2 separate regions of the Homo sapiens genome follow, and region 1 is linked to region 2. Evidence: chromatin loops called from intact Hi-C (ENCODE). Cell type or tissue: OCI-LY7. All regions are shown on one strand. Each heading gives the region's core, and the rest is flanking DNA. Links, peaks and the distances in the headings are about the cores only. Region 1 has its middle 12 kb from the start of SPNS3. Region 2 overlaps LOC105371498 (a long non-coding RNA gene).

What was found. Peaks named below come from ENCODE experiments on the same cell type or tissue, not always from the same donor. Only the 100,000 strongest peaks of a DNase experiment are listed, where the experiment ranks them.
Region 1: it touches region 2 in a loop (12-fold over the local background); 74 of 110 quality-filtered maps call a loop at or near these places.

What each region holds. Positions count from the first base shown.
Region 1 is chr17:4,418,767-4,424,139 of GRCh38, reverse strand. No RefSeq gene overlaps it. Among named protein-coding and RNA genes, the nearest start is that of SPNS3, 12 kb to the left of the region's middle. RefSeq lists a silencer at 3,251-3,450. In OCI-LY7, for the core only: CTCF peaks have their summits at 3,144 and 3,345 (motif pointing left); DNase peaks (open chromatin) are centred at 679, 1,119, 1,509 and 3,319; H3K4me3 peaks cover 307 bases; H3K27ac peaks cover 2,022 bases.
Region 2 is chr17:4,622,934-4,628,306 of GRCh38, reverse strand. LOC105371498 (a long non-coding RNA gene) reads left to right here. Exons shown (of 3, transcript XR_001752766.3): 2 at 500-644. Among named protein-coding and RNA genes, the nearest start is that of LINC01996, 15 kb to the right of the region's middle. In OCI-LY7, for the core only: CTCF peaks have their summits at 1,943 and 2,171 (motif pointing right); a DNase peak (open chromatin) is centred at 2,166.

The DNA.
Region 1 (5,373 bases), core at 252-5,251, 200 kb after region 2:
AGGCCAGGGCGGGCAGATCACCTGAGGTCAGGAGATAGAGACCAGCCTGGCCAACATGGTGAAACCCCGTCTCTACTAAAAATACAAAAAAATTAGCCGGGCATGGTGGTGGTGCCTGTAATCCCAGCTACTTGGGTGACTGAGGCAGGAGAATCCCTTGAACCCAGTAGGCAGAGGTTGCAGTGAGCCAAGATCGCACCACTGCACTCCAGCCTGGGCAACAAGAGCAAAACTCCATCTCAAAAAAAAAAAAAAAAAGCTCATTTGAGATGATTTTTAGTGGAGACCCTTCCAGAGTGGCTCCCATCAGAGTTTAAATTTATGTCCTTTTTTTAACAAAAGAAATGTCCAGCCTCACAGAATAGGAGGTGACAGGCTGGGCACAGTGGTTCACACCTGTAATTCCAACAGTTTGGGAGGCCAAGGTGAGAGGATTGTTTGAACCCAGGAGTTTGAGACCAGCCTGGGCAACAGGCCCCCATCGCTGCAAAAAAAAAAAAAAAAATTAGACAGGCATGGTGGTGGTGTGCCTGTAGTCCCAGCTACTCAGGAGGTTGAGGCAGGAGGATTGCAGGATTGCTTGAGCCAAGGAGGTTGAGGCTGTAGCGAGCTGTGATTGCATCACTGTACTCCAGCCTCAGTGACAGAGCAAGACCCTTAATCAAAAAAAAAAAAAAAAAGAAGGTCACAGGAAGTCACTCAGGAATCACTTTTTTTTTTTTTTGAAATGGAGTCTCCCTGTGTCACCCAGGCTGGAGTGCAGTGGTGCAGTCTCGGCTCATTGCAAGCTCCACCTCCCGGGTTCACGCCATTCTCCTGCCTCAGCCTCCTGAGTAGCTGGGACTACAGGCACCTGCCACCACACCCAGCTAATTTTTTGTATTTTTAGTAGAGACGGGGTTTCACTGTGTTAGCCAGGATGGTCTAGATCTCCTGACCTTGTAATCCACCCACCTCGGCCTCCCAAAGTGCTGGGATTATAGGCATGAGCCACCGAGCCCGGCCAGGAATCACTCTTCAGAAATCCCCAGGGAGTCATCTTTTATGTGATGAATCAATAAGGATGCTTTTGTCCGCAAGTAACAGCAGAAGTAACAGCAGCCAAACCAGGACATTCATTCGTTCTCTTGCACTGCAAATCAAGAAGTAGGCAGTTTCAGGGTTGATTAACTCAGTGGCTCCATGACATCATAAAAAACTCAGTGTTTTTCATCTTTCCCCCCTGAAATCTTTATAGTGTTGGCCTTTGATTACTTAATTAATTGCTATAAAACAAATCCCCCCAGAACTCATGGCTTTAAACAACAGTAGTCATTTATCTCTTGCATTTTTCAGTGGTCAGGAATTTGGGAGCAGCTGAGATGCAGGACTATGGCTCAGGGTCTCTTGTTGCCGTGAAGGGCTGCAGTCCCCTAAAGTCTTAACTGGGGCTGGGAGCTCTGTTTCCAAGGGGCCTCACTCACGTGGCAGGCAAGTTGGTGCTGCCTGTTGGCTCCTGTCTAGATGGGTCCCTCCACAGGACTGCTTGAGCATCCTCACGGTATGGTGGCTAGTTTCCTGCAGGGGGAACAATACATTAGGGACCAAGGCAGAAACTGCAACATCTTTTTTTTTTTTTTTTTTTTTTTTGAGACAGAGTCTTGCTCTGTCACCCAGGACGTAGTGCACTGGCACAATCTCCACTCGCTGCAACCTCCATCTCTTGGGTTCAAGCGATTCTCCCACCTCAGCCTCCTGAGTCACTGGGATTACAGGCGCATGCCACGACGCCCAGCTAGTTTTTGTATTTTTAGTAGAGACAGCGTTTTACCATGTTGGCCAGGCTGGTCTTGAACTCCTGACCTCAGGTGATCCAGCTGCCTCGGCCTCTCAAAGTGCTGGGATTACAGGCGTGAGCCACTGCGTCTGGCCTGCATCTTTCCTGACCTGGACTCCTAGGTCTGTACTCAGCTGCATTCCATTGGCCACACAGGCCAGTCTATGCTCTGTGTTCCCATACTCTCTGCTGCCCCTCCATGTGGAAGGGCATGAATACCAGGAGGGAAAGCTTGCGGGAGATCTTTTTTAAAAAAAGAAGATTTATGTATTTTATTCAAGCCAATTTTTTTTTTGTTTTGCTTTGTTTTTGAGATGTCGTTTTGCTCTTGTCGCCCAAGCTGGAATGCAGTGGTGCAATCTCAGCTCACTGCAACCTCTGCCTCCCAGGTTCAAGCAATTCTCCTGCCTCAGCCTCCCAGAAGTAGCTGGGATTACAGGCACTTGCCACCACGCCCGGCTAATTTTTGTATTTTTAGTAGAGACAGGGTTTCTCCATGTTGGCCAGGCTGGTCTCGAACACCTGACCTCAGGTGATACACCCGTTTCAGCCTCCCAAAGTGCTGGGATTACCAGCCTGAGCCACCACGCCCTGCCACGAGATCTTCTTGCAGGCTGGCTACCACAGTCTCCATCTTGAGGCTTGTCGTCTCACATATAAGAAGGTAGGAGATTCATCCTGAAATGTGTTCATGTGTATTTATTAGGGAGGAAAATCTGCCCTAGAAATTCCCCTGCTGGTGCTCCCTCACAGCCCACTGGCCAGGTTGAGTCACATGTCGGTGCCACGTCTGCAGGAGAAGCTGGGAAGGTGGGTGCCAGGGAAGTCTGCCTCTGTCTCTGAGGAAGAATGGGAAAGAAAGGGGCCACAGGGTAGCCGGGCGCAGTGGCTCATGCCTATAATCCCAGCACTTTAGGAGGCTGAGGCGGGCGGATCACTTGAGGTCAGGAGTTTGAGACCAGCCTGGCCAACATGGTGAAACCCTGTCTCTACTAAAAATACAAAAATTAGCCAGACGTGGTGGCAGGCGCCAGTAATCTCAGCTACTCGGGAGGCTGAGGCAAGAGAATCGCTTGAACCCAGGAGGCAGAGGTTGCAGTGAGCCGAGATTGTGCCACTGCACTCCAGCCTGGGGAGACAAGAGCAAGACTTCGTCTCGAAAAAAAAAAAAAAAAAGAAAGTGGCCACGGGATAAGCAGACCATGTCTTCGCAGATGGCTAACCACCTCTCAGCCTTGATGCTTGCAGGGCTGAAACGAGCTCCTGGTATGGATTCCCAAAGAGGAAGGGAAAATTTTAGGTTCTAGATCTAGAAGGTGGCAGATGTCAGAAGCTGTCCTAACCCAGGCCTCCTGGAGCTAGGAGTCACCCTAGATGGTGGAAAGTGTGCAGGAAATACAGCCACTGAACCCTGAGAACAGCAAGCTTGACATCTCAAGCCTAGAACCCTTCTCGCTGAGGTTAGCACGATTTCAAAAAGCATCGTTACCACCAAGTCCTGGGGACTGGTTACAACCAGGTTTCAATGGCGACACCATGTGGTCATGATGGGAAATAGCAGTCATGACCTATGCCCCGCATGGTGTAGGCTCTCAAAAGTTTCTGGGTGATACAGGGTGGTCTCAAGATCCTGAATGGTTTTTGTTTTTTTGAGACAGGGTCTCACTCTATCAACCAGGCTGGAGTGCAGTAGCAGTCATCACAGCTCACTGCAGCCTCCATCTCCTGGGCTCAAGCGATCCACCTGCCTCGACCTCTCAAAACGCTGGGATTACAGGCGTGAGCCACCACACCTGGCCCTGGATTTCTTTTTAATAAGGCATACACAGGCCCGGCGTGGTGGCTCACACCTGTAATCCCAGCACTTTGGGAGGCCAAGGAGGGTGAAACACGAGGTCAGGAGTTCGAGACCAGCCTCTACTAAACCACGCCTCTACTAAAAATACAAAAATTAGCCGGGCATGGTGGCACATGCCTGTAGTCCCAGCTACTTCGGAGGCTGAAGCAGGAGAATTGCTTGAACCTGGGAGGTAGAGGTTGCAATGGGGCAAGATTGCGACATTGCACGCCAGCCTGGGAGACAGAGCGAGACTCCGTCTAAAATAATAACAATAATAATAAGGCATACACAAGCATGAACAATTAATTGGGAAAATTAGAGTTATGATCATATTTTAGACCACATTGTGGAACTGGCCATATTTATAAAGTATGTTCATATAGTGAAAGTGTGGAAGGCTATATCTCAAAGGCTTAACAGTGTACTTATCTCAGGCTCATAGAACTATAGGTAAACTTTTTTCCTTTATTTCTTTTTTCTATCATTACATGCCAGTAATAACAATAGCAAACACTAACAGAGCACATACCATGTGCTGAGTGCCTGTTAATTGGCGATGATCATTATGCTGGCTGGGTGCGGTGGTTCACGCCTGGAATCCCAGCACTGTGGGAGGCCGAGGCAGGTGGATTACGAGGTCAGAAGTTCGAGATCAGCCTGGCCAATATGGTGAAACCCCATCTCTACTAAAAATACAAAAATTAGCTGGGCTTGGTGGTGCACACCTGTAGTCCCAGCTGTTCAGGAGGCTGAGGCATGAGAATCACTTGAACCTGGGAGGTGGAGGTTGCAGTGAGCTGAGATCGTGCCACTGTACTCCAGCATGGGCAACAGAGCAAGACTCCATCTCAAAAAAAAAAAAAATTCTCATTATGCTTACTTTTTGGCGGGGGCAGGCAGAGACAGGGACTCTTTCTGTCACCCAGGTTGGAGTTCAGTGTTGCAGTCATAGCTCGCTGCAGCCTTGCCCTCCTCGGCTCAAGCGATCCTCCCACCTCAGCCTCCTGAGTAGCTGGGACTACAGGTGTGCAACATCACATTTGGCTAATTTTTTATTTTTTATTTTGTTTTTTAAAGAGGGGGCCTCCCCATGTTGCCCAGGCTGGTCTCAAACTCCTGGGCTCAAGTGATCTTCCCATCTCGGCCTCCCAAAGTGCTGAGATTATAGGCGTGAGCCACCATGACCAGCTTATACTTACTTTTTACGCGAGGAAACTGAGACACAAGGAAGCTAAGTCAGTGCCCCATGTAGCTCTGAACTCTGTGCTCCCATCCTCTCTGCTGTACTGCCTCCCTGTCTTATCTGTGTATATTAATTTTTCTGCAGTGTGTCGCTTGCATAGTAATAATATAAGAAAAGAAAAAGCAGTGGGATGTATACCTTTTTCCACCCTCCCCCCCGCAAGACGGAGTCTTGCTCTGTCACCCAGGCTGGAGTGCAGTGGCGCGATCTAGGCTCACTGCAACCTCCGCCTCCTGGGTTCAAGTAATCCCCCTGCCTCAGCCTCCAGGGTAGCTGGGATTACAGGCACACACCACCACACCCGGCTAGTTTTTGTATTTTTAGTAGAGATGGGGTTTCACCATGTTGGACAGGCTGATCTCGAACTTCTGACCTTGTGACCTGCCTCCCTTGGCTTCCCAAAGTGCTGGGATTACAGGTGTGAGCCACCGCACCCAGCCTGATATATAGCTTTTATAATCAGAAAAAAAATAA
Region 2 (5,373 bases), core at 209-5,208:
AGGATGCTAAACATATGTTTATTGTTTGCAAATATCTATGTGCTGGCATTTATGTGAGCCAAGCAGTCTGATTGGGCCAAACCCTGGGAAATGTAAATATATTTATTCTTATTTTACTATTTGGCACAGCCTGTTGTCTCCCAATAACTGTAATAATGTCTGCTATTGAATCGTGGCAGACACCATCCAGTGTTTCTCGGAATACAGGCAGCCCTCCTACACTCTGCATCAGAGCCCCTCCCGCAGGGGATGCTTGTTAAAGGATGGATTCGCAGGACCCGCCGCTGAATCAGAACTTAAGTTTAAAAAAGGCTGCACCTTCACGGGTGCTCGCTCTGTCCTACCAGTGAGCTTCCCTTTAGTTTCGCGTTTCCACAGGAAACAGGACATAGATCTAAAATTGCCTTTGCACTTGGACTGGTTTCCTTTGCTGACCTAATACAGAATAGCTTTTTGTGCTGTGACTGCGAGTGTGTTGAACAGATCCTCTGTATTTTAGGAGAAGAAATTTGGTGCCTCGTTGCTCACCATCACCACTGGCCCTGGTAGCTCTGCGGATAAACCAGCTTGGATTTCACCCTTGAGGATTAACATTGCAACACTGCATAGGCACATAAAGCCACCTGAAAGTCAAGATGAGGCAGGTAATGTGCGCACTGGGATCTCGTGTGGTTGGTGTCTTGTCTTTTGCCATTTGTCGGGTACAGCAGCTGCAGTTGCTGAAGCAGGTGAGTAACTTTCAAGAGCCGAACCAACTGCAAGAAGCTCTCCTGGAAAGGGGCATGAAGGCTGCTGACCCTCCTCCTGCCCCTCCGCCGACCAACTCCACACCTGGGATTAGAGGGGAGGAAACCTTTATCCCATATTCTCTTATGTTCTATTGCTGGGGACCTGCAAATTAAACTGACAGAACACAGATTAACAAGAGAAAAAGGATACAAATTTTACGGATGTTAATGTTTTATGGGTACAGGAGCTTCACAAAAAGAAGTAGAAAACTCCAATAAGTGTTTAGACTTGAGAAATTATATACTATTTGAGCAAAGGGTGATAGGTTATAGAGAAGTGACTGAATAAAGAAAAGAATGTTTGGGCTTCCGGGGTAATAAACTGTAAGAAAGTGTTTAGGAATATATGGGAGAAATTAATGGACGAGAACAGTTATCTCTCTTCCATTTGTTTGTTTATGTAGACTCTTCTCAATGCAACTCCTGTCACTGGTGATAAGAGTCACTCTCTTTCTTCTGGGTACAGAGGGGCATCTTCCTCAAAGCAAAATTTAGGTCCTGCATTTAGGCAGATAAGGGAGGACAGAGAACTTTTACTGCATCTGTTGTTTCTTCATTGTCTATAGCTCAAATTATTCTTTTGCCGAGGTAGCATATTTTGGGGGTGGCATGTTGTGATCCTCTTTAGGATCATCAGCACCTCCAGCTAGGGTGAGGCTGGACAGGAGCTGGCACAAAGGAGGCTTTCAGGCAGTTTCCTTGAGTTCTAACCGCAACCCCTGCAGAACAATTGGCCTGTGGCCTGCTGTCCCCACTATGCCTGAATTGCTGTGGACTAATTTATGAGTAGCCCTCTGAACCCAGAGGAAGCTCGAGGAGCAGAATTGACATACCCATCAGCTAGAATCGCTGTAGGAAGACAGAATCAGTGAACATAAAGTATCCAAGTTCGAACAACTGAAAATGAAATCATAATTAATTTTTAAAAGAGTTTTGTGAAATATGTGGATAAAGCATACTTTCCGATGAGCCTAATACTATGAATGATAAATTATAAATGGGAGTCCTATTTCAAATCTAAGCAAGGATGGCTGGGCGCAGTGACTCATGCCTGTAATCCCAGCACTTTGGGATGCCGAGGCGGGTGGATCACTTGAGGCTAGCAGTTCAAGACCAGCCTGGTCAACATGGTGAAACCCCATCTCTACTAAAAATACATAAATTAGCTGGGCATGGTGGCAGGTGCCTGTAATCCCAGCTACTCAGGAGGCTGAGGCAGGAGAATCACTTGAACCCGGGAGGTGGAGGTTGCAGTGAGCTGAGATCGTGCCACTGCACTCCAGCCTGGGTGACAGAGTGAGACTCCATCTCAAAAAGAAAAAAAAAAAAAATCCAAGCGGACTTAGACTCACAGAAATCATTATGTTCCACGAGAGGGCAGTATAGTAACTCGTTTATAAAACAGTAGGCTCGGAAGAGCAGAGGAAAACATTTGTGAACAGTTTTAAAATTTGTGATGAGCACCGGGCGCGGTGGCTCACACCTGTAATCTCAGCACCCTGGGAGGCCGAGGCGGGAGGATCACCTGAGGTTGGGAGTTTGAGACCAGCCTGACCAACGTGGTGAAACACCGTCTCTGCTAAAAATACAAAAAAATTAGCCGGGCTTGGTGGCGCATGCCTGTAATCCCAGCTACTGGGGAGACTGAGGCAGGAGAATTGCTTGAACCCCAGAGGCGGAGGTTGCAGTGAGCGGAGATCGCGCCACTGCACTCCAGCCTGGGCAACAAGAGCAATACTCCGTCTCAAAAAACAAACAAACAAACAAACAAACAAAAGATTGTGATGAGAACCTGTTTGAGCAGAAACAAAATCAAATCGCATTTTTACCATAAAGTGTTTGTCTCTATGACATGATGACTACTCAGGAAGATTGGTTTTTTCAAGTAGGAATGACATACTTTTGAAAAAGTAAGTTGCTTGACTTGGAATTAAATGGAATTGCTTTCGTTCGTTGCTATGTTGCTCGGTTGCTATGTGGTCTAGTAGAAGCTACAAACAAAATCCAGGAGATCACATTTCCTCTGCCTCAGCCCCTGGAAAAGCTTTATATGCCTGAGTCCTCACCTCCAGTTGTGCCTGGAGCTACGAAGTTTGCGGGAGAGTTTAAATTGGGAAAGATAGTAATCCTTACAGCCAGCTTTATCTGAACTCTGAGTACCAGGCTGGGCGCTTTACATGGATTATTTCTTTCAGCCCCATGATAGCTCTATGAGTTAGGAACTATTATTATCTTCATTAAACCAAGGCCCATAGAGGACTGAGTGTTTGCCCGTGGGACACGCACGGCTCATCGATGGCAGATGCAAAGTCGGGATTCAAACCGGGCAGATCAAATCTAGATCCCAAGTTTGAGCTATTTCTAGGCAATTGGTGGCAAAGACAGAACTAGAACCCATATCTCTTTGTTACAAATTAAAGAGTGACTTTAATATTGAAAACGATGTGTATGGCGGGACTGGGTAGAAGAAACCTTTGGAAGACGGCTGATGGGACAGACGCAAAGTGACTGTGTTTGCAAAAAGACAGGTTCATGCCAAGAAACGAGAACATTCCAGGCTGAGCTGGGATGCCCCATTTATGCCAATTATGCAGTGTCAGAGTGGCCAAGACCAGAGGGATTTCCCCATTGCCTTCTCAAACTCCAAAGAGCTCTGAGATCCACAAGCTGGTGGGGTTCCCAGGAGAAGCCTGCAGAAGGTGCTTCCTCCTCCAGGCCACAGAAGAGGACAGAGAGAAGTTCCCCTAAATCCCCAGAGCCCTTAGTCAAGTTCATCCCAAAACTATCCGAATAATCATCACTGCTATCCCTTGAGAATTCAAATGCCAGGCCCTGTGCTAAGCATTTTACTTGTGTTAGCTCATTTAGTCCTCATAGCAATTCAGTGAGGTGGGGCTTATGTTCACTATCTGGGAATTTCACAGGCTGGCCCCTCTCACAGGAGTTTCATCATGTAAGGCCTGCGTACATATATGCATGAGAAAGCATGTCTTGCACACGAATTGGTTTTCCTAAACCCTCCCTCATCTTTGAGCAATGCAGCCAACTTTGTTTTTAAAGTGCAGCCCACTTCTGAGTAAGCATGGCAGATTGCTCACTTCCCCCTTCCAAAACTCCACTGAAATGGCAATAAAGGAATCAAGAATATATAAACTCATAAGGAGATAAAATGAGGGAAGAGATGAACATGGATGAGAGAGTCCCACAAATATCTGGAAAAGGGAGAGGAGCAGGAGCTGACATGGCAGAGCTGGGGATCACTACCTGGCTCCCTGCAGATGAGGAAACTAATAAGCAGAAGCGGGGTGGTCTTGTAGAACTCTAGGTGCTGAGGACGGGGAGATCCAAATCTACAGAAGGTGGACATGAGGCATGGGACTAAAAACAGGGGGGCTACGTGGCCTGTATAGGGGGAGGATGGACCCCCTTCCTCCTCCTACAGCAGGTGCACCCCAGCTCTCTCCTACACCCATTGCTTGCCTCCCCACCCCCACTGCCAGTAGGAGATTTGACACATTGTCTCTGGATAACTGAATGGCTCCAGAGAAAAGACCTCCACATTCTGACATCTTGGAGTCCTGCCCCAATTTGAAAGCCAGTTTGGGCTGGGCGCAGTGGCTCACCCCTGTAATCCCAGCACTTTGGGAGGCCAAGGCAGGTGGATCACCTGAGGTCAGCTTTACCAACCAGCTTTACCAACATGGTGAAGCCCCATTTCTACCAAAAAAAAAAAAAAAAGAACCAAAATTAGCCAGGCCTGGTGGCACCTGCTTGTAATCCCAGCTACTCAGGAGGCTGAGGCAGGAGAATCACTTCAACCGGGGAGGCAGAGGTTGCAGTGAGCCGAGATTGCACCATTGCATTCCAGCCTGGGCAACAAGAGCAAAATCCCATAAAAAGAAAGAAAGAAAGAATGAAAGAAAGAAAGAAGGAAGGAAGGAGAAAGAGAGAAAGAAAAGAAAGAAGAAAGAAGGAAGGAAAGAAAGAAAGAAAAAGAAAAGAAAGAAGCCAGTTTGCTATCCAATGACCTTGTTGTAAGTCCTTCTATGGACAAGCCTCACCCACTCACTCAGAGTTCCCACTCCTGTGTTTAGTGAGTCACACTTAGACAAGAACAGGCAGCCCAGGATCACCTAATGTTTAAAGACAGCCTCCAGCTTGGAAGAGACGGATCCAGACAAATAGGATAAAGGAATTTGGAGAAAGCAGAGACGATGGAAGGAGTAGAAAAAAAATGAAAAAAAAATCTGATAATTTCTTCAGAAAAGTAAAGTAAGATGTTATATCCATTAAACAAGAGTTAGATGCTTTATTCTCTATTTTGGATGTTACTTTTAAAGGAATTAATGAAAAAACAAAAATGAAATTTTGGAAATTGTTCAAAAGAAGAGTAAGAATAAAATATTTAAAAGCAAGTTTGGTGGAAGATAAAGTAGAACAAAAATAAACAGAGATTTAAAAATAATAATAATTGAAAAAATATAAGAATGAGGACCACTCTAGGAAGTCCAATTTCCAGCTAATAGAAATTCTATAAAGAGAAAATAGAGGAGAGAGAGTGAGAGTAAAAATAATACCACTTCAC